Regions from separate parts of the Homo sapiens genome. Here regions 1 and 3 are each linked to region 2. A link is a loop called in an ENCODE intact Hi-C map of the cell type or tissue named here. Cell type or tissue: heart left ventricle. All regions are shown on one strand.

The links. Peaks named below come from ENCODE experiments on the same cell type or tissue, not always from the same donor. Only the 100,000 strongest peaks of a DNase experiment are listed, where the experiment ranks them.
Region 1: it touches region 2 in a loop (2.1-fold over the local background); 3 of 110 quality-filtered maps call a loop at or near these places.
Region 3: a loop joins it to region 2, with 1.9 times the contacts of the local background. A loop is called at or near these places in 5 of 110 quality-filtered maps.

The regions. Positions count from the first base shown.
Region 1 is chr9:89,798,923-89,806,922 of GRCh38, reverse strand. LOC107987032 (a long non-coding RNA gene) reads left to right here and starts at 3,710. Exons shown (of 2, transcript XR_001746572.1): 1 at 3,710-3,898; 2 at 4,357-5,196. In heart left ventricle, no CTCF peak of the experiment used is centred here; a DNase peak (open chromatin) is centred at 4,032.
Region 2 is chr9:89,914,917-89,922,916 of GRCh38, reverse strand. No RefSeq gene overlaps it. Among named protein-coding and RNA genes, the nearest start is that of MIR4290, 100 kb to the left of the region's middle. RefSeq lists an enhancer at 1,572-1,741. In heart left ventricle, a CTCF peak has its summit at 3,367 (motif pointing right); a DNase peak (open chromatin) is centred at 3,393.
Region 3 is chr9:89,746,364-89,754,363 of GRCh38, reverse strand. No RefSeq gene overlaps it. Among named protein-coding and RNA genes, the nearest start is that of LINC03062, 110 kb to the right of the region's middle. RefSeq lists an enhancer at 5,114-5,625. In heart left ventricle, no CTCF peak of the experiment used is centred here; DNase peaks (open chromatin) are centred at 3,953 and 6,613; H3K27ac peaks cover 251 bases.

The sequences.
Region 1 (8,000 bases), 120 kb after region 2:
AGCAATGTGAGACACAGAGGGTGAGATTTAGGAGGGTTCCAAATATGGATGAAGTTTTCATGTCCTCAGGATATGTCACTGTCCTGGCACATGGATGTATGACCAACCAGGGAAGCTCAGCTGAACTTCAGGTGTCCAGAGTGCCTATTGGGGTCTCAGTATGTAGGCTTCATTGATTCAATGGCTATGGGATTGAACTCAATCTCCAGCCACATCCCCTCCCCGAGGCCAGACTTATAGGGGCTCAGAGCCCCAACTCTCTAGTCACATGTTGATCTTTCTGGTGTGACCAGCCCCCATCCCGAGTCTTCCTGTTAGCATGAATTCTGGTGTGGTCACAGGGGCCTACCATGAGTAACAAAGACATCCTATCACTCAGGAAATACCAAGGATTTAGAGGGTCCTTCCCAGGAACCGGAGACAAAGGCCAGCCAAATGCTCTATTGTACAATAAAGTCCAAGTCTCAACCTCAGAGTCTCTCACATGAAAGTCTTCTGCCACTCCCTCTGGTTCTTCACTCTTCTGAGACCAAGAAGAAGGAAGAGCACAGTTTGGGTTCCCAGGCTCCCCTGGAACCCACCCATCTTCAGACTCCCTAGCAATCCAGACACCTTCGTCTGCAGTGTCACCCCAGTCTCTGGGTTCCTTATTCTTTGCACGGTCATGACCTGAGCTCCCACGTCATTCCTCAGAGCCAGACTTGCCGCTTCCTAAACAACTATGCCGGACTCATGCACCTCAGTTTCCACAACTGGGTTCTGTTTCCAAAGCCTTTTGACAGGCCGCTCCCCTTCCACTCCTTCTCTGGTGCTGACTCCCAGAGCCCCTGCCTTAGTCATCTTGCAGTCCCATGGTCAGCCATGACCCCACTCGCTCATGCATTTGTCACTTTGCCTCCCTCAGTCTTTCTTCCTGGAAAGGCTTTCTCTGGTCATCTGAGTCCCACCCAGTCTCCCAAGGCTTTCTCAGCTGCTGTTTACCTCTTGGTGAATTTCGCAGCCTCCCTCACCCTACCACTGAAGCAGGTGTCCTCGCTCACTTGGCAGTCTGCTTTCAAGATCTGGACTTGACATCATACTATTGAGCTGCACACATTAGCTTCTGCCAGCATGGGGCCAGTCTTGGAAGAGCTGGGTGGTATTTTCACGCGTGCTGGCAGTCTCAGCTCTTAGGGAAGCAGCTCCCACACTGATGGTGCCCAGGAGTGATTCTCAGTGGATTTGCAGCTGGTTTTACATGGTAGACAATCTCCTTTTTTATTCTGATAAAACTCTTGGCTTTTCTTGAACTGTTAATATTTCTGCCTAAAAATAGATGCAAAATAACTAAATTTGCAATCATCTCCAAAAAATGAACTACAATAAAAACCTGACTTTTCCTCTAAGATTTAACATAAGGTTTGAGTTATGTGTCTTCTTCAAGTGTCCATTGATGGAGGTATTGATTAATCTATTCTCAATTGCCTGTGGTTCTGACATATGCCACAGTTAAACATCTCCAAATGACAAGGAAACAGAACTTCAGCATGCGAATGAAATAACCAAAAGATCTGACTAAATAGAACTGAAGACATGATTGTAAGCTCAGTCAGCATTTTCTTCTAATGGCACCAAGTAGCCCACAGTATTACCTGTGCATGCCTCATTATCTAGGCCAGGATAAAAGGACATTCACAATCTCTGGAGTGTCGAATTTCTCTTAATATTCACTTTGGTGGATGTTTCAGCTCCTTTTATTTTTTGATACTTACTTGTCTTCTAGAAACATCTTTTTAACTTATTTCATCCCAAGAATCTTTGACACGAAATAGGAAAAAAAAAATGTTCCAACACCTCTAGTGAGTCACCATCAACCAGAAATGAGATATTGCTTTATAAATTCTGCACCAGATCTTTGCATCAGAGCCAGCTTCGGCTACCAGGGCACCCACCATACTGCATCCATCTGGTGAGCTGGGTATCCGTGACACAGAGCAAGCCTGGGGAATGTTCACCTGCCCTGGCAGGCCAAACACAGGGGTACTGTATTCTGGGCTCACAGGAAACCACAGCGTCATCACAGCCACACTACTTTTTGGAAAAGGTGATACTCAAAATTATCTGCACTTCCCTCCTACGCTTCCTTCCAGAAAGCCCATTCCCCGAGAACAGTTGCAAACCACTGATGACTCTGATCAATGCATTGTCTTTTTAATTGAAAATTATGCAGAAACCCCTTGCATTTTAATGCCTTTTGTTGAAAGTAACTCAAAAATATGCCATTGAAAGAATATCCTGAGTGTAAACACATCTGTGAACCAGCAAAGACTTCCCAGGAGCTCCTGGAATCCTCATTGAAATAACAAGTCTCTATTTTGTGATCCTAACACCACCGGATGGGGTCAGGGTAGGTGTGCAAGACCTTGGATGTCCCTGGAAGTTCTTCTTCATGCTTAGTAAATTCCTTGGACCACCTTTCTCGTTGCCATTCACTTATTTCCAAATATTAGGGGAACACCTACAGGTCATCTCTATTCACAGGGAGTTCTAGGTGGCTGGTCTGTGCTGTCTGTGCTGCTGGGATCAGAGGTGTGCCTTGAAGCGTCCCTGAACCGTCAAGGTACCACATGCGCAGGAAGGAGGCTTGAGCTTTGCTTTTGGTTACAGGGCATATGCATAAGGGCTACTCAGAATTTAGGAGTTATATCTCTTCTCTTACTCCCAGCCTGTGATGCGTGAAATGTGACCTAGATTGTAATCCAGATTCTTCCAGGAACTCGTGGTGAGAAAGACCTCCAATGAGCTGCATATCTCTCTGTGTCTCAGTTTGCTTATCCATTAAATGGGTTTAAGAAGAATACCTACTGCACAGGGCAGTTGTGTGATTAAGAGGGATAATTATAAAACCGCTTGCCCCAGTGTAAAGATAAAGAAACAATAACTGTTGATAAAGACGATGTCTATTCTTTAATGCTTGTCTCCTAGTGAAAACAACTGGCTTCTCTTCCAATCATTTTGGCAGCTGACCCCAAATTCACCAAGGCAGACACTGAAATGAATGGAATAGAGAAATGAAAGCAATGGGTTCAGGGGTCAAAAGTGCTGCTGTACAAGGGGTGAGGACAGACAGCTCTCCAGCCACAGGGAGCCTTTGGAGCTACCATGGTCCCCAGGGAGCCAGGAGTGCGACTGAGCTCTCTTTCCTCGGTGCTATATCACCTGGACAGCACCTGATGTAGACTGAGGCTAGGGCCCCGTGGCCCCTTCTGAAAAGAAGATATAGCCATATTAGTTAGACCTGTTTATAATTTAAGAAAGCCCCTATAGCCACATGGCATTGCTCAACTATGGCCACAGTATGGGCAGAGCCCGCATCTATCCACCGCATCTAGGAAGTGCTTCTGCGTGGCCTTTCCTGTCCCCAGGCTCCTGTGCTCTTACTCCTAATTGCTTCATCCACTCAGCAACCCACAGAGAACCTGATGCTGGTCAGTTGGGGCTCCCCTTCCTGAACCATCATGTCAAACACGCAGCAGTCTTGTGACTGCCTTAGAGGGTACAACCTCCTGGACAGGTTGGTGACATTCTACAAGTTCACTGACTATCTTCATTTGGGCACAACCTTTTCTCTGATGCAAACTGGGCACGAACTTAAAAGAATATTGACTCAAAAGCCACCGGTATGCACTTTTCCCCAGGGACCTAATCCCCTTGGAGTGTCCCATGCTTCCCTCGTGCCCCAAAACATGATGCAACCCATGGGAAATCAAGTCACTTGCCAGTCACATGAAGGTCCCTTGCTATTCAGCCAGCACAAAGGTCTTTGTGCTGGTCAATCCAGCTGCAGGATTCTAGCTTTCCAAGAAGAAGCAAGTTGATGGGAGCAAGCACTGAAAGTGGAAACAGGCAGAAGCTTGTAGTGAGTATTTTCACACAGGGAAGATGGGGCTGGAGTGTTTTGGATGCCAAGGTAAGCAGACACACAAGCAGCCTGCTCATGCACGCACTCCTCACTTCATCAGCGCCCCAGGGAGAGGGAAAGGGGAGCTGGGCCCTGGGCCAGGGAACCAGAGCCGAGTTTCCGTCACTCACATGGAGCCAGCTCAACTCAAAGCTCCAGCTGCAGACAGCTTCCCAGGACAGCCCAACCTCAGGACAGCGGAGATGCTGGGTGGTAAGAAGCAGGCAGAAGGGAAGAGCAGAGTAACATTCATCAGCTTAAGGAGGACCCCCATCTTCCTGGATCATCTTTTCCAAAACTTAGAAAATGCAACACAAACCCTGGGGTTGCTAATATTTCAGGAGTCTGTATTTGATTTCCTCCACTTTTGTAAAGCAACATCAAAGTACTAAAATTGACCTTCCTATTCCTCCCAGAACAGGGTGTACTCCCCACCATTCAGAGGCAGAGCCAAACCGAGAATGAAAAACAGCATCCCATCGTCTGGTCCTGCCCAGCAACTTCATCCCAAGCTCAGTGAGATGCTGTCCCCAGAGCTGCAGCCGGGGAGACTCCTCCAGTTTCACAAGCACACCCTCTTGTAATTTCCACCTCTTTGGAGTAGCAACTTGGATAAATTGAAAATGGCACATGAAACATCTCTGTGCCTTTCAAAGGGAGGGAGCATCTCTAATGAGCTTTTGAAAGAAAGCACAGCATCGCCCAGTGGAAAGAAATGTGTAGTGACCACCCAGGCCTGCAGACGAGGCTCTACGATCAAGCGTGGATGCTAATTCCTGATTCCACCCAGTCTCACATTAATTCTCAGGAGTCAGAAGACCTACAAATGTACTCAGGGCATCCAGAGAGAGGCAGAATGCTGCTGGATTGGACACAAAGGACCTGGTCTCTAATTCTAGTGCCACTTATTTCCTTCTTCCCCCAGGTCCGCGACTCTGGCTTTGAGACAGCTGCTTTCCCAACTCTCATTCATGGGAAACCCACCCTAGCTGAGCTTCCCACCTCAGAGCAAACTGGAGAGAACCCATGCCAAGTGCTTCAGCAGTCGCGGGGATGAGAGTCCTACGCAAATATGAAATGTGGCATGCAGTCTCACAGAAGAACATGTTCTCACCAAGGATTGTTACAGAGAGCTGCCTTGTTCAAAGGTCCAAAACGGCTTTGGCAAAGGGTATCTTTCTTTCCATATTTGGCCAGAAATATGAGCTGACAGCAAATGCTATGATTTTGAAATACATGGCATATTATTTTTGCGAGATAGTCTATCTTTGGTGGTATATTCCACAGCTGATATCCAATACTGTTAAATGTTGAAGTCAGAAGACTTTAAACCAAAATAGGAGATAGCAATTAAGTAATGCTGTGCCCAATCTGTTGCCATTGGAGGCTGGTGCATTATCACTGGTTAAAGAGCAAGTGGGGAATTTGTAACAAATATTAGTCACGAGGCTAACCCATCAGGCTCACGTGGGAGAAGGAAAAAGGAAGAGGCTATAGGATCAGGATGTCTCTCTCCCCTGTCTGCAGATGTTATAAATGGATCTGGCCCTAAGAAACAACTTCTTGTTTTAAGATGTTCTAGGGCGGCCTTGGCAGGTGAGTGGAGATTTAAAGTCAAGAAACATAGAATTTTGTGCATTATTTGACAGATTTTTTGACCATGTCTGAATTCAAAATGGCCCCAGTTAGACTGGTGCTTTGGAAGTCCATTTTGTTTAAGATGAGGATATTGAAAGAAATTCACAGGCACAATTTTCTCAAGTCAAAAATATAACCTGATGAGTAGCAACTATATGGGAGGAAAATGGGGTAAACACAGAGTGGTCTTCATAGTGCTGAGATCTGACCTCACCCCCACCCTACACTCTGTGGGGCAGCTCTGGACTGCAATTCTGCCTGCTTGCCACTGAGGCATGACCAGCATCTGTAGAAGGCAAAAAGTGTCTGCAAAATGAAAGAGCCACTGTGACAAGGTGGCTCTGTCATTTTGCAGACACTTTTTGACACAGAAAAAGCTCTGGCTGCAGACTTAACATGAACAACCAGAGGCCAGCAGGGCCAGCACCACCTCCACTCCAGTCTGGTCTGAGTGGTCATGGGGGCTGAGGCTGTGATAGCTGACTCTTCATGAAAGCATCTGTCAAGGGGACAGTGTGGATTTTGCTAGATTGAGATCTGGTCAAGGGTCTCCATGCTGAAGGATGAATTATACTTTCTTTTTGTGTGGGTTTTTCTTTTTTTCTGGACAAACAGATATCACACAGAGTTTTGGAACAATCCTAACACACCTTTGGACTTTTGGATGAATAAAGTTCTCTACCTACAAGTCAGCATAGCACAATGAAAGCAGTAAGGAAGCCTTGAGTTTCCATCGTTGGATTCGGACTTCATGGTGAAATGCAAGTAGGTCACTTGCCTAAGTACAAATATGTGATCTCAATGTTGGCCAAAAAATGGGCAAAACTTCCTTAGGAAGCAAGGGTGAGAGGAATGGGGTCTGAGAGCTAATCCAGAAGCCCAGAATTCAGCCCAGGATTGCAGGGGCCCGCAGGCCTTTGAAAACGACTGGACTTCTCAAGGCTCCCAGGTCCTGGCCAGGTTGAAATCCCTGAGGACCATGGCCGCAGAAGAGTACAATGATGGGATGGCGTAGGGTAGGTCCCTGGCAGAAACCAGTTGATATTTGTTTCTTTATAATGTAGAATATCAAGATTGGGAGCAGAGATTCTCAAGCTTTGCTCACACCAGAATTCCCTGGGCAGCTCTGAAAGATCCCCAAGCCCAGGTGTCCCATCAGACCCACGGAGCCGGAATATGGAGGGGCCCAGGCATTAGACCTACCTTTCTCACCCACCATGAGATTTCACAGGGATAAAAACAACCTGTGCATGTATAAGCAGGTTAACTCTCATCAGGTTAAATCAAACCTAGAGGAAGCAAATGACAGACATTTCCTGACCTCCAACCCCCAGGCACTTTTCTTCAGATGATAATGAGTCATTGCCGAGCGAGTGGTACTTCATTCCCCACTCACCTTCCCACAGGGACACCGATGCAGTCAACCCTGTCCTCCTGTGCCATGTGGGTGTGAGGTGGGGAGGCAGAGATCACTTCTCCCCTGGCCTGCTTCTCATCTGTCCTTATGTCCTCAGACACATATGAAAGACCCTCCTGAGAACAATGCCAGGCTGCACACAGCAAATTCAGCAGCTGAAACAAGGCTCGACCATCAAGCTTAGGAAGCACTTAATCAAACGTCTACACCTCTGCTCCATGCTTTTCAGGGAGCCCACACGTACACTGCACAATAATGGGAGGATGAGGGGTAGGTAGCCGTTTGATCACTTCTGTGCCAGAAAGGAGGCACCATGCTTTCACACAGAAGATCCAGAGGAGGGGGGACCCTTGTCCTCCACCACTGCCAATCAAAGAAATGCGGAGGAGTGGAGATTGGTGAGCGCTGGGAGTGGGATTTGAAGCTGGACCTGCTGACGCCACCCCAGCATTCCCTCCACCGATTCTCAGAGCCACCCTGCGGCTAGTGCCCTAGGCCCTGACCTCTGAGAAGGTACTTCCAAAGGCCTGCTGATCTCATCTGAGTGAAAACATTTTTCAGGAGTTCACAAACTCCTTATCTGGCTGGGCTGCCTTTCCATAGGGCCAAGCATGAGAAAGGTCAACGCTTGTGGTGGGTTTTGCCGTGGGATTAATCCAAATAACAAAATAATTGCCCTGCAGTCACAAGACCTGGCCTCTAGTCAGGAGGCTGAGATTCGAATCCTGATTCAGGACACGCCAGCCTTTTAAATCTCAGACGACTAGAGACAGGGCCTGCATGTCCCAAAGACCTTGGGGTTGCTCAGAGGAGTTAGCACCCTAGAGGAAGATCCTTGTGAGATCCTCTGGCAGGCCTGATACCTGGAGCCTGCCTCCCTCACACCACACACCTGCACTTTCCTTCCCAGCATCTCTCCTGTCCCTCACACCCACTTTCCAGCCAAGCCCCCAGCACCCTACTGTGGCCTGGCCAGGGCTCCACCGAAACCGCCAGCTCAGGCAG
Region 2 (8,000 bases):
TATGTGGGGGATGTATAACGTGTGTGTGTGGTGCATATGCATATGCGTGTGTATAGGTGTGCATAGTATTGTGTGGTACGTGTATGATGTGTGTAGTGCGGTGTGTGTGCATGTATGTGCGTGGTGCGTGTAGCGCAGTATGTGTGCATGTGTGTGTATGTGTGTGTATAGGTGTGTGTAACATTGTGTAGTGTGTGTATGATGTGTGTAGTGTGGTGTGTGTGCATATCCGTGCATATATGTGTGTGGTGTTGTGTGGTGTGTGTGTGCATATGTGTGTGTGGTATGTGGTATGTGTGCATATCCATGGGTAGTGTGAGTGTGTGGTGTGTGTGATACAGTGTGTGTACATATGCACGCAGAAGTCTTTGACTTGGAACCAGTCAAAGAAGAGTTAATAAGAGAAATTCAAAGAGCTATGGCCTCCCCCAGCCCCCTGAGACCTCTAATAAAAGGCCATGCTGGCCTTGCAGGTGAGCAAACAGACACCACCAAGCTCCAGTGAGGCAGGCATTTTGGTGCCCCACTTCCAGCTGGACCTGATGTCACTCAGCCAGGGGTGAGGCACTTAGGCATGGCCCGAAGCAAGGGCAGGAGAGGATAAACAGGCCGGCCATCTGTACCATTCGAAGGAGCACTCACCACACAGCCTATTTGGAGGGGAAAGGGCTGAGGACATCCAGATACAATCGCTTTTCTCAGGCATGCTGATAAACTGTGTCCTGCTCATTAATTGCAAACTGACTTCGTGGAATGCGATGGATAGCTGAGCACTTGGGTTAATCAAAAGATAATACAGCGACTGAATGTGTTGGCCACTTTTAAAAGTTTAGAAAAGTAAAATGATGTTTATACTGAACAATATCTTGATGATAACTCAATCATTTTGTCATTTAGAAGTGTGCTCACACCTTGTAGTGGCAGAAGTACGTTATTTTGAATGTCATGCACAAAGACTAGCAAAAACTTCAGGGTAGGTGGGAGGGCACAATACTTTAACTATGAAGTACCCAGAAGAGCAATGCTTTAGCAAAACAAGTTAAAAGAGTACAGTTCATTACTTGCAAATAAAATATTGCTTTGATATTACCTCCTTCAAAGCAGAAAGCCCAATTCTCAAGAAGAACAAGTATTTTTCCGTTTTAAAAGCAGAATTCAAAAAATAGAAAGGTGTTGTGTTTCCATATTTGAAAGTTCTTGCACCCATTTCAGAAATAAGTGTATCTTGCTCTTCCTACTCTAACTGAAACAGCTTTTTAAAGAAAAATAGTAGAAGGAGACAAACACAGTCAAATCTCTGAATGACTCCCTTCATTTTAATGAGGACACATGAAGATGGCTCCCCAGGGGCCCCCTCCTTGCCTGCCCCATGTTCCTATGATAACCTGGGCTTTGTGTGATTGAAACCTTGGACCCTTGAGACGTTAGTTTTGATGGTGGTATTTCTGTTGCCATTAGCAAGGGAATTTAGAAATCCATGAACACGATGCAAGAAAGAGAGCGCCAGCATACGCGGAGCTCCGCTGCTGCCTCTGAGAGAGGCTGGTGTTTCAGGAGGAACTCAGACTCATACCCCTTTACCCCCATCTTCCAACACGAGGATCCCTTTGCACACTCACCCTGCTGTCTAAAGGTAGCGCCCTCAAATACTGTACATGCACACCGGTTGAGAAGGCCAAGTACCCCTTTTGTTTCTGTCTTGCTTTGCAAGGATTGAAAATTCTCCCTCCCTGAGCAATACAGCAGTCATCTTCAAAAGTAGGACAGATCTCAGTTGGGAAGCTCTGTTTCTGGGACACTGCCCTGAGGGTGTTTGTGAATGTGGTCGCCCTGTGAGGAGAACTGCAGCCGCCAGCAGGGACAGCTTCAGCGGATGCAGCCTGGACTCACAAGACGGGTGCCTTTTCCTTTTTATACCACTTGCCTGGCATCAATTCACAAAAGATGTTTCATGAACGAATGTTAGAACAGTGGGAGTTCAAAATAAGAGGCTGTATACCATCTTCGCCCCAGTGACACTTTCAACATTCCAGGAACGAGGCTGTATTTGTCTTCTTGGGCTTCCAGAACAAAACAGCATAGACTGCATGGCTTAAATGACAGACATTATTTTCTCACAGTTCTGGAGGCTGGAGGTCCCAGATCAGGGTGCTAGCATGGTGGGGTTCTGGTGAGGGCTCTCTTTCTGGCTTACAGATGGCTGTCTTCTTGCTTATCCTCAAGTGGTGAAGTGGGGAAGTGGGGTAAAAGGGAGGGGATAGAGAAAGAGAGGGAGAGAAAGCTCTCAGCTCGCTTATAAGGACACTAACCCCATGACAACAGCCCACTCTTACAATCTCATTTAGCCTTAATTACCTCCTAAAACCCTATGTCAAGATACAGCCATGTTGGGAGTTAGGACTTCAACATATGAATTTGGGAGTGACACAATTCAGTCCATAGCAAAAGTCTTATGACGTCTGCTCCATTTGACACTATTCAACTCACACACTTTCCCTCCTCATGCCCCAACTTAGGCTTCTCAGACAACACTCCCTGGGGCTCCTTCCTGCCTTTCCAGCCTCTCCTCCATTTCCATCCTGGCCACCGCCACCCTCCACCTGGCCTCCCAGCTGCCTTCTCTTCTCCTGCTGCCCTCCACCCCAGACGAGCTCGTTCTAACACATGGCTTTCTTGATGTTGTCTCTGGTATCAAGGAACAACATGAAGAGCTGTAGAGTCAGACCAACCTAAGCATGAATCCCAGCTCTGCCACTTCCTAGCTATGTGATCTCGGCCACATTAGCATCCCCACATCCCAGTTTCTGTGCCAGTACGGTGGGTAGAGTTCACTCCCCATTCACCCAATCCGGCATTTATTCCCTGCTGTCCACCCAAACTCCACCTTGCCACAGTCCTTGGCCTCTTGTCTCTTCCCATTTTATTTTTCAAATGTTTATTTTGTCATCATTTCCTTGCTTTTCTAATCTTTATTACATGCATATACATCCCTCAAAATATATACTGTTTAGGTTTGCATGCTTTCAACTTGAAAAAAGAATGGTGTTGTAAAGTACACATTGTTCCATGATACTGTTGATTGGCCCGTTTGTGTCTGTTTTTAAGTCTTATTCCCATGTATAAATATGTTGTTATCACTGTTTATAGGTATAACAAGCCTTTTAACACAAAATGGAAGTCAATTTTACAAAGATCTTGGTGCTTTTTCTCTACATGCCCATGGTAAGTCTGGCTGCCTAGGAAAACCACGGCTGCCCTAATGACAACACCTTCCTTGATGAGCAGCCCTGGCCTTTTCTTCAGCATTGCCTGGGGAACGCAGTGCTGGGGACTTGGCCTCCACAGCAGCATGCCATGGAGTAGGAGGAACCAAAAGGTGGCGGTTGTGAGTCAGGGTTATGGGAGGCTATATTAAGGGACCTTGAGAGGCCAACGTAAGGACATCCCAGCTCTGTCTCTACAGGTCTGGGGTGGAGGGACGGGGTGCCCAAGCAGACACAGGAAGAGAGGAGGGGATGTGAAGTAGGAAGAGGACTGCACAGGTGGAGACAGAGTGCATCAGAGCCTGTGACCTGCGAGCCGAGGGCACCAACCCAGCTGTCTGGATTTGGGACTGAGTTGAGGAGGCAGCACTAGGAGAAGCACGGCGCCATCCTATGGAGGCTTTGGGAACATCCTCTGCACTCTGCTGCGTAGGGCATAGGCTGGGCGGGAGGCTGGGGTGAAAGAAGGAAAGCCATCCCGGGCATGAGGAAGCACTCCTGCCCCGGGCAGATACCTGCTGCTCACTATTGAGTTCTCCCATGTGCCAGCCACATGCCTGCACCAACTGTCTTTTCTATTCCTCTCAGAAAGTCTCCACATTAACTACAGAATTACTTTTCTTCCCACGTTAAGGAGGGAGAAACTGAGGCTGAAAGTTTTTCCATCTGTTACTCACCGTCCCATAACTGTCCAAGGGTAGAACTAGGAACTGATTCTGTAGCTTGGGTTCCAAACCTGTCATGAAGATGCCCTGCTGGTTATGGAAAGAGGGATTGATATGTGAGATGTCAAGGGGTGATACAGACCAGGCTTGATAACCGATGGAAAAGAAAGACGGGGGAGGTGGGGCTGACCCTCATGCCTGGGTGAACCATCCTGTTATTTCTCAGGAGAGGAAAAAGGCTGTAAAAAAGGAAGGTGGGGCATTTGAGGGACTGAAGGACTTCTCTGTTAAAATGTCTCTAAAGGGGCTGGGCGCAGTGGCTCATGCCTGTAATCCCAGCACCTTGGGAGGCCAAGGCAGGCTGATCACCTGAGATCAGCAGTTCGAGACCAGCCTGGCCAACATGGTGAAACCCCGTCTCTACTAAAAATACAAAAATTAGCCAGGCATAGTGGCGGGCGCCTGTAATCCTAGCTACTCAGGAGGCTGAGATAGGAGAATTGCTTGAACCCAGGAGGCGGATGTTGTAGTGAGCAAAGATCGCGCCATTACACTCCAGCCTGGGCAACAAGAGTGAAACTCCATCTCAAGAGAAAAAAAAATGTCTTTAAAGGAACACAAAAGGGATTCTAGAGTTCTAGGGAGAGTCGGAGGTGAGCTATGAAAGACTTTGATGACTTCTCCCCCACCACTCATGTGGTACTCACTGTTGCCAGGGAGGGCACTGGATGCCCAGACGTGACCTTGCTGGACCCCACACTCCTATGAGATAGGTTTTGTCCCCCATTCATTCCCTCCACAGTGTGTGCTGGCCACTGCCCTGGCCAGGTGCTGCTCTGGGATGGGGCCATGGCAGCCGGTGAGGCAGGCCCAGCGTGTTCACCTTGTGAGGGTGAGCAGAGAGCACAGAACTTTCTGCAGAATCATCAGGACGGGCCCCTCTGAAGCAATGACTGAGTGAAGGGAAGAAGCCCGCCATGGAGGACACTGTGGTGTGGGCAATGTCCCTGAGGCAGGCGCCATTTTGCCGAGCCCGGGAACAGAAGGAAGCCTGTGAACGTGGAGGGAGCAGGTAAGCCCAGGTAGGGAATAGGATATGTGGAGAGGCAACTGGGCTGGCTGGTGGGGTCTTTGTAGTTTGAATTTATTCCAGTGTGTTGGAAAGCCATGAGAAAGTTTATGCAACAGAGACGTGATTGTAGAGATACAGTAAGAGACCAGTTAGCAGACCAGTGGGTAGTCCAGGCAAAAAATGATAATTGCTGAAACTAGAATGGCAGCATTGAAAATGAGGAATGTGGATGGATTTGGGAGGTATTTCAGAAGTAGGTTGGGATGGGAGTGTGATGTTAGAATAACAAGGTGGAAGAGCCCAGAGGAGGTTCCTTGGCTTGGGTCATGGCATATATTTATGGTATTAGTCTCATCTTATACCTCAGCAGTGATATTTCTATAAGATTTGTAACCATAACATAGCTACATTTGCATGTTACGCTTACACATTCATAGCATGTAAGAATATTTGTATAGTACTTGGAACAAATCGAATACTTCACAATTGCATTTTTAAGGAATTTAAGGTATGACAGGAAAAAACTACAAACTGTTTATGGTGGTTACCTAACTTGAAAACTAGTTGGGGCAAAAATTGAGTGAATAAGGGAAAAAAAAAGACATAATGAATGCTAAGTCCAATAAATCATGGCTAGTGTCAGTGATCCTGCTGAAGTTGATTGACAGCACGCTGTCTGAGGACCCTAGAGAGAGGCTCTGAGTCAACAGCCAGAATGGAGCTGTGCCCTGCTCTGACCAAGCCAATCCTCTACCTGGCCATTGTAGGAGAATTTCTAAAGGCTAGCTTGTTACTGTAGATCATATCACAGCAGGTTAAGGGGATATTTTAATTTTAAAAATCTTAACTACTGATCAAGTTTTTCCAACCACAGATGGTGGAGAATAGTGAAGGTTTTCTACAGCTGTGCATGTTATCTCACAAGAAAAACACTGATAAATCCCTGCCCTTTCTGACAAATCCCCTTTGTTTTTAGGGTCAGGGCCAGGAGTGAAGGGGTGGTGCAATGGTGGATAATTCTGGCATGACGGGAGAGCTGATGTGGAAGGGACCTCGAGTCATCCAATCCAATCCTGTCATTTTACATGAAATGAAAAGGGGCTCAGACACCACTGAAAACCTTTTATTTAGTAGAGGATATTTGTGGCAGAATGCAAAAGGAATCCAGACTTGAATTCATGTTATCAACAAGTCCACACTACTACCAAATAAAAGAGAAATGGGAAAGAATTAATTCACAGATTATGTGAGACCTCACCTGGATTAATCATTCTGGTATTTTCTCCTTATTTAGAAAAAAAAAAGATTGCTTTCCCAAAAAAGTCCATGAATTTTCCAAGCAGCCTTAGTACAGGAACCTGCTCCATGAATTTTTTTATTTATGCAAACCCTAGAAGAATTCAAGAGTGGAAAAGAGCAGCCACACCCAGGAACTTGGTCCTGCAGAAAGAAAATTCAAAAGAAATGAGGTCACTCCTGATTGCGGGGGAGGGGGCTACAGTGAGAACAATCATCCAGGGCCCTGCCCTTCAGAGTCCTGCTGTCCTTGTGCAGATGCACGTAGATGTCACAGAGACACAGGGGGAGCTAGGAGTGACAATCTACATTTTTAAAATACACCGTAATGGCGTGTGATGTTGTGATCTATGTGAGAAACATATATTTCGTCTCTGCCCTGGTTTCTGGCACACGCTCCTAAAACCTTTGGCATCTCCAGAGTGATAAGAATGTCTTTTGTGTGTTAATGAGAGCACTGGTAGCTGGGGGACCCTAGATAGCTTCAGGATGAGGCTGCTCTTGAGAAAGGAGAAAGGCCAAGCCATCATTAGAGAATTGGGACCTTCAGTCTCACCCAACCTCTGAGTGAAGGTTGAGTTTATCACCCATGACCAGTGGTTTAATCCAAGCTTGTCCACCCCATGGGCCAAATGTGGCCCAGGATAGCTTTGAATGCAGCCCAACACAAATTCGTAAACTTTTTTATGAGTTTTTGTTTGTTTGTTTGTTTGGTTTTTAGTTCATCAGCTATCATTAGTGTTAGTGTATTTTATGTGTGGCCTAAGACAATTCTTCTTCCAATGTGGCCCAGGGAAGCCAAAAGTTTGGACACCCTTAAGGAATCATGCCTATGTAATGAAGCCTCAAAGGACAGGGCTCAGAGAGCTTGTGGCTAGCAGAACACACACAGGTTCCTGGGGGTGGCACCTGGAAAGGGCATGGAAGCTCCACACTCTCCCCCATGCCTCAGCCCATGCATCTCTTCATCTGTATCCTTTTTACTATCTCTATAATAAATGGGTAAATGTCGGTAAAACATTTCCCTGAGTTCCATGAGCTGCTCTAGCAAATTAATGGAGGCCAAGGAGGTCGCAATTGTGGGAACCCCAATTTATAGTCAGTCATTCAGTATAGGCTGGGATCTGAAGCGGGGGGAGTCTTGTGGGACTGAGCCATCATTATCTCCAGGCAGGTCATGTCAGAACTGAATTATAGAACACCCAGCTGGTGCCCACTAGAAAACTGGTTGGTGTGTGGGAAACCCCCCACCCAACATCTGAGGTCAGAAGTGAGTGGTGAGTGGTGTGGGACAGCAGAGAGAAAAAGCAGTCAGAGGGGACCTTCCTAAACATGACTGGAAACCCATAAACCATGTAGGAAATAATCGACAATATTTTACATTTAAAATTTTAATATTTTAAATAATTTAAAATACTTTCAAAAAGTTTCAAATTTAATAATTATTAACATCAAAACATAATGAAATTTATATTAAAAAGCTAGACTGGGCCAAGCATGGTGGCTCATGCCTGTAATCCCAGCACTCTGGGAGGCCAAAGTGGGCAGATCACGAGGTCAGGAGTTCGAGACCAGTCTGGCCAACATGGTGAAGCCCCGTCTCTACTAAAAATACAAAAATTAGCCAGGCAGGTGGCGTGCACCTGTAATCCCAGTTACTCAGGAGGCTGAGGCAGGAGAATCACTTGAACCCGGGAGGTGGAG
Region 3 (8,000 bases), 170 kb after region 2:
AGAGGAAATATACAGCAATTTATTATTTGCAAATGAGAACTTCCCCAGGATACTGAAGCCCAGGACAAGGGTGTGGTTTCAGATGCTCTGGGCATTTTGTCATCTGTGTGATTTTTCCCTTTCACTGGCAAAGGTGAGAATGTGTAAATCAATTATATAATGCAAAAAAGAGTTACCAAGCAAGTATTCACTGGGAGAACAAGACCCATTTAAAAAACAATGGGTTCGCATACTGGCATGATTTTCCAAAGTGGTATATTCAATTCTTTTAAAATAAATGTTTTTCCAGTTCTCCGTATGGAGGGCACCAGCTGCCCACGACCACAGTGACTTCCCAAGTATACTCTGGTGAAATGTCTGCTGGACTCTGCTGTCCCAGTTGACCCACACTGGAGCCTCAGCCCTGGCCAGCTGAACGAATGTGCTGGAAGGAGCCATCAGACTCACCCACAGAACAGCTTGAACCTAGAGACTACATGTAGCAGGGGTTATGGAAATCCCCAGCTTAAACAAAAGAAACTGAACACAGTGACCTACTCCAGGGCCCTGCAGAGGGACCACAGGCTGTGTCTGAAGAAGGATATGCCTGAAAGGACCCTGGATGCCCCCATTCTGCTCAAGAAGACAACATGGCCCAGAGCATGGATGCCTGGCTTCTGAAGCCAGACACTCTGGGTCCAGGTTTCAGTTCCCTGCCCTTACCAGCTCTGTGAGCATACCTCAGTTAACTCATCTGTGTCGTGGGGATAGTAACTGCATTCCCCTGTGTGGTAGTAGAGACCCAGTGGACCCTACACATAAGGTGTCCTGCACGCAGCCTACCCTAGACAGCCCCCAACGCATGCTGGTACCACTGTCGATGTTCCCACAGATGAGAAGCCATAGAGTCACAAAGCCAACAGGAATCCTACCCAAGTCTCTGGGGATATCCAAGCCTACAATTGTTCCAGCTTCATAATTGCCCGGACTGTTCCCATCCACTTTCTCTACTGCCTGTGAAGGAAGTCCCAGGGCAGCTATAAATTTTGGCAGAAAAAAAAAAAACACATCACTAATTATAATCCTAATGGCTTCTCTAAATAAATGAGGGGCTCAACAATCCAGGGGTTGCAACGCAGGTGTCCAAAAGAATGCAACCTTTGATTATCGCAGACGTGATGCTGTGCTGTAGGAGCCAGACTCAAACAAACGCACCCTGCATGTTGCAATGATATACCTTCTAAGATAGATGAAAGTCAGCTATGGTTTCAGAGATAAGGATGGTGACCAGGCTTGGAGGGTGGTTGGCACTCAGAGGGAGCCTCTGGGGGCTGATATTGTCCTTTCTCAGGCTGACAACACATTTGGGTTCACCTTGGGAAAATTCATCATGTTGTTCAATCCTGGTGTGTGCCCTTTTCTATATGGAAGAGATATTTCAATAAAAAGAGTTCCCCTAAAATGCAATGATTCCCGCGTTGTCACCTGGAGAAATATCCAGGAATGATCAGAGAGTAGAAACAGTATTACAAACAACAAGAAAAACATAATTATGCAAAAATTCTGTGGGCCAGTGCTGGAACAGCTATGAGTATCATTTCAAATATCATTTCAAACATCAAGACTGGTCGCAGTGGCTCACGCCTGTAATCCCAGCACTTTGGGAGGCCGCGGCGGGCAGATCATCAGAGGTCAGGAGTTCGAGACCAGCCTGGCCAACATGGTGAAACCCCGTCTCTACTAAAAAATACAAAAATTAGCCAGGCATGGTGGCAGGCACCTTAATCCCAGCTACCTGGGAGGCCAAAAAAAAGTTTTCTTTTATAATAAAAAAAAATTAATTAAAAAAATTTAAAAAAACAAAAACATCAAAGAGCAGTGGGAAATGGTTCTCTGTCACTTTTATTAGGCAGCTTACACACTTCCAAGCTGGCTCCCAATGCCCCTGCCCTGGTCCCAGGCCCCTTCTCTGGGTCACCAGCCCACATATTCCTTCCCCACCCTCACCCCTCTACCCAAAAAGGGGGACACGTGGCCCAGCCCCCTCAGCGCCTAGACTGCCTCCATGCCCATGTGACTGGTGCCCCGCCTTGATGGTGGCAATATTTTTAAAAGAATTTAAAAGATTAAAATCTAGGTTTTGAAAACAAACAAACAATTCACATGAAGCTATTAACTGCGGTTGCCACCAGGGTCAGCCTGGTGGAGATAAGAAGGAATGTTGACTTCTTCAATTAAAAAAAAAAGGAGCGGAGGCGGGTGGATCACCTGACGTTGGGAGTTCACAACTAGCCTGACCAACATAGAGAAACCCTATCTCTACTAAAAATACAAAATTAGCCAGGCATGGTGGTCTACGCCTGTAATCCCAGCTACTCAGGAGGCTGAGGCAGGAGAATCGCTTGAACCCGGGAGGTGGAGGTTGTGGTGAGCCGAGATCATGCCATTGCACTCCAGCCTGGGCAACAGGAGTAAAAACCCCTATCCAAAAAAAAAAAAGAAAGAAAGAGTTGTTTTTTTTAACTTTTATGTTATTTAACTTTTATGTTATTTTTTTTAATTACAGAAGAAATAACTCATTACTTTAAATCGTATATACAGTGTGGATACATTTAAAAACTCAGTGGTAACAGACTAATCAGAGCAACTCTGGAGAAATAGCTGGTTGTCCCGGCTTTTCAGTCAAGGACAAATCTTCTCCCATGGATCCTGGTGGGGCCACTCAGGGCAGAGCTCCAGGCACTGTACAATTTCATAATTGAGTTCATCTTACATTAGTGCAATTCTCTTTGTCTCAAAATGTTATGCGGGTGTTTCGGCATATTTGTTTATGTTTACATGGTCTTTCTCCAACTTGTTTGTAAGTTCCTGAGGCCAGATCCCAGGAGATGCTCTTTCCTAAGGGGTCTCTGCTCTCTTGGATTCTCCCAGCTTGTGACTGCATTTCAGAAGGATCTTTAGTAAGAGTATTGTAAGATTGAAACCCTAGACAAAGCTCTGTCTCTCTATAAAAACTCACAGGAACACTGGGCAGGCTGCTGTTTTTCAGAGACGGCCACAGCTGTGTGTGTATGTCTGGGTATATGTGCATATCTTATACCACATGCTCCCCTCACAATGTGATCAACACTCCTCCCCCTAGGGGGTTTTTGTCCTCACCCTTAAATCTGGGTAGTATATATGCATGAAGAGAGCCTGGCAGCGAGGATGCTGTGGGGTGGCCAAGGTGAGGTCATAAATAGCATGTAGCTTCCTTTGGGCTCTTTGAGGACTCATCCTGGGAACCCAGCCACCATGCTGTGAGAAAGTCCAACTAGCCATCCGGAGAGGAACTGAGGACCCAGTTGACAACCCACAAACCTGTCAAGATGTAAGAATGAATTATCACCAGTCAGATGTCCCAGCTTGGGCCTCAGACATGGTAGAGCAGAGAGGAGCCGTCCCCACCATGCAGTCTCCAAATTCCTGACCCACAGGACCCACTAGTAGTTTCTCACACTAAGTTTCCAGGTAGCTCACCACCAACACAGTTACCGACAGCTCTTGTCACAGAAGGGAGGCAGCAGAGAGACGGCATCCTTGGAAAGATCTGTTTTTGACATTGACAGGCCTGGAACTTCCTCCCCGCACCCCAGCAATTCCTACTGGTGAGCAACATTGTGAAATTCAGGCAAATTTCAGCCAGTAGCTTTGATAATCTCTGGTTTACCCCACTAGTTCCTAAGAGCTGTGCTGAAGTGTGATGGAAATTTGTTGCATCCTCAGTCCTCACAACCACCCCAAGAGCTGAGTACAACTCTCTCTGAAGAGGAGAACAGAGTCCTAGAGAGTCCAGGTGGCTGGTCCGCAATTACCAGCTCCCCTGGCAGAGGCCAGCTTCTGGGACTGCGGCATCAGCATAATCCCTCCTCCCAGAGCCTAGCTGGCTTCTTTAATGACTCTCTGCTGCCAGCTCCCACACACAATCCTATTGTGGCCCAGGGGCCAGGCAGCCCGGCCAGCTGAGAGCGGCAGCTGTTTCCCAGCTGCGGGCAGTAATGAAGTGTTGTACAACCTACATCTCCCCACTCCATAAAGCACATCTGGGGCCCACGCTTCTTTCAGGGACCCCCCCCCCCTCGCTTGACACAGCTGCCTGGGAATTGAGGTCCAGCCACCCTGCCTAAGCAGATGGCCACAAGACGGGTGACGGGAAGGCTCTTTCCCAGAGCTGGTCTGGGTAGGCTCAGTCTTGTGGCTCAGTATCCCATGGGACTCTGGTGCTCAGATGGGGCCATGAGCTGTGCAGGTCACTCTGTACCACACAGCTTTGTCCAGGCCAGGCTCATCTAAGCCCATGTCCTCCTTGTCCTCAGCACACTGGGTTTAGCAGTCCCCTGGGCCAGGGGCAGGATCATGGGGAGGATGCAGGCTTTGAAGCCTGATCACCTGGTTTGGAGTCCTGGATGCCATCCTCACTGTGTGACCTCAGGTTGTGCAACCTCACCGAGCTTCATTTTCCTCTAAAGTGTAGCCAATCTGTTCACCTGTAAGATGGAGCTTCTGGAGCCTGCCCATGGGGCCACCAGAAGATTCAAGGGGACATTTATGTGGATTGCCCAGCACCCTTTCCAGTCTCAGGATGAGCACATGTGTGCCTGTCTGTGGTTGTGTGTGTGTGTGTGTGTGCGTGCATGCCTGTGGTTTTGTGTGTGTGCATGCCTGTGGTTTTGTGTGTGTGCATGCCTGTGGTTTTGTGTGTGTGTGTGCATGCCTGTGGTTTTGTGTGTGTGTGTGCATGCATGTGGTTTTGTGTGTGTGTGTGCATGCCTATGGTTTTGTGTGTGTGTTTGTGTATTTGTGTATGTGTGTCTGTGTTTATGTGTGTGCGTGTGCATGACTGTGGTTTGTGTGTGTGACATGTGTGTGTCAAATGGACCTGGTTTGTGTGTGTGTGCATGCCTGTGGTTTTGTGTGTATGTGTTTGTGTGTTTGTGTGTGTGCGTGACTGTGGTTTTGTGTGTGTGTGTGCATGCCTGTGGTTGTGTGCATGTGTTTGTGTGTGTGTGCACGTGCACACACTGGGAGAGATGTGCTGCTATGGCTCGGTGCCAGTCATGAGTGTGGGCCTCTGCAAGGCAGGGGTCCCCAGGTCCTGCTGCCCCATGCTGGGCCCCAGGTCACCCATTGCTCCTTCCTACCCAGCCTCAGGAAAACCATCAGCCACATAGTTGGGCAGGGACTTTTAATGACTCCCTGTTTGAAGGAGCTTTCCAGAGTCCCTCCTGACCTCCCCAGTGGCTAGGGGCCAAGTGACCAGAGCTCCCAGTGACAAGGCGTAGGCCTAGCCCATGTGGCCATAAGCCTCTGACTCTCTAGGGACCAAGGGGCTCTCCAGGGGATAGTGTCAACGCCAGACTTGACTGTGAAGGTTTTCTTGGAGGCTGGGGCAGAGGAACAACCCTGGCATCTGAAGTTTGAGACGTGCCTCTCTGAGTTTCCTGCAGCTGAAATTGCCATCTGTTCTCTGCTCAAGCCAATGGGGGAGGCCTGGGGAGATGGCACCATACATCCCAGAACTGTAGGTCATTTCCTTTCTAGAGGGCACCTCTCAGCCGTAGCACAGGTTTGCAGAGTGAGCAGTAAGGAATGGCTCTCTGTCACTTTAATTAGGCAGTCTTTGAGACTTTTTATTTCCTTCCTGTAGTTTCCTTTTCCTTCTTGCAGCTTTTTAAATGCCCACTTTTCTTTTAAAACAGGATCTCTGAGCCCTGGAAACTGTAGAGATGGTTCTGAGTGTCAACAACACCTGGGAGGTGGCACAACATCATTTGCACATGTGTAAATGTGCATGTGTGCAGTTTGTGTGTGCATGTGCATGTGTCCACGTGTGTACATGTGTGTGCATATGTGTGCGTGTGTGCACACATGTGCATAAACACATGTGTGTGCCTGTGTGTGGTTTTCTTGTATGTGTACACACAAGCATATGTATATGTCCTGTGTTAATGGCATGCATTTGTACATTTGTGCATGTGTGCACATGTGCCCAGTGGTTGCACATGTATGAACATGTGTAATTGTTCATTCATGCATGTATGCGTGTGTATGTGTTTACAGTTGGGCATGTGTTTATGTTTGCACACCCACGTGCATCTCCTGGGAACAGAGCCCACAGCTTTCGTCACTTTCTCAAAGGAGTCATGACCTTAGAGAAGGTTCTGCCCACTCTTCAAGAGTTGTTTACCTCAGTTGATTATCTGTCTGTTCATCTTTTTACTTTTCCATGGGAAACAGGCAGCCCTGTGCCTTCAACAAAAATGACGCCATTCAACTCCCTTCTTCCCCTCCAGACCCTTCCAAGACCCTTCTGGCCTTTGTCCTGGTTTAGCAGAGTCCCGGATTCCAAGGTGGCCAGCAGAAGCAGGTCAGCTGCTTCCGCCACCAACGCCTATCCGGAAAGCAACAAGCAGTGCCCTGAAGGCTGCCCCAGAAACCAGCTGGGGGCCCCCGCATCCCTGCTGTCTTCAGGACGATTCCACACAATGCTTCGGAGGCAGCCATCCTTCTGTCCCATGTTGCCATGGCTGCTGAGGAGGCCATGCCGGCACGTCTCCAGCCCTGGCCCCTGGGGTCTCAGCTCTGCACAGAACACTCTCCACAGACGTGTGGAGAAAGGCTCCACAGAAGCCAGCAGCAAATGGCCGGGACAGCAAAGACACACCCAGTGTTTCTGGCCATGGTAGCAAACTGCGTTCTCAAACTATCTGTAGCGAAGGACTGGGAACTTTTTGTCGGTCTAGCCAATTCATTGCCAATGGACACTTTTGCGAGATATATTTGCTGAAATGAATTGCTAGAAAAATGACCATGAGCTTGGATGTTGCTTCTATAACCTAGTGCTGTAAAAGTGTCTGCTCACTCTCAATTTCTGTGCTTACCTCTCCATGGCCCAGTAACAGTGGGCAGCCCTGCACCCACCCACACGCCAGGCTTTGTGGAGTCCTGGTGTGAAACTCATGTGCCTCCCCAATCCTGGGACTGGTGGAGTTGGGGTATTCATACTCCACTCTGAGAAGGATCAGTTGAAGAATTCCTGAGTTAACTCCTGGCACTTCTGCCTGTTGTGGGCTCAAACTAAGCAAGTGTGATGGTGAATTTTGTCAACTCGCCTGGCTAAGGAATGTCCATATAGCTGGTAAAACAGTATTTCTAGGTGTGTCTGTTTGAAAATTTCCAGAAGAGATTAGCATGTGAATCAGTAGACTGACTAAAGAAGTGGACCAATGCAGGTGGGCACCATCTAGTCCATGGAGGGCCAAGACAGAACAAAAAGCAGAGTACACTTAATGTGCTCTCTCTGCTTAAGCTGGGATATGCATCTTCTCCTGCCCTTGGACGCCGGCACTGCCGGTTCTCAGGCTTGCAAACTTAGACTGGAATTACATCATCAGCTGGCCTGGGTCTCTGGCTTGCAGATGGCAGATTGTGAGACTTCTCAGCCTCTATAATCACATAAGCCAATTCCCATGAGAAATCTCTGTATGTACGCACACACGGACATCAGATGGCCAAGGCCCACAGCGGGGGAGCAGGGCCCTGCCCAGTATCTGAGCCAGCAATGAGCCCTCCTAGGACAGGCTTCGGGGAGGGATTGCTCTGGTGTTTTGGTGGAGAAACGGTTTGTTGGTGGGAATTCCAGGAGTCAGCACATGCAGAGACCTGGAGGTACAAAAGGTCAAATCGTGTTAGGAAAGGCCAGGGCCCCAACACTGGTGCATCTCATGTGCGGTGCAGAGAAGGATTCTGGAGGTCCAGCGGGCAGCACAGCAGCCACTTGGGCTTGGAGTGAGTGGACAGTCTGTTCTCCGCTCCCTCCAGCAGCAGGAGAGGCGCGTGCGGTCAGCCCCTGCCTGTCAGCTCTCTGCTGAAAACTGGGAAAGCAGGTGATACCAAATCCACAATCCTGCCCTCTGAAGGGTCCCAGCCTCCCTCAGTTCTTGGATGAGGGGCCTGAGGCTGGCTGGCAAAACCCTGCCTTG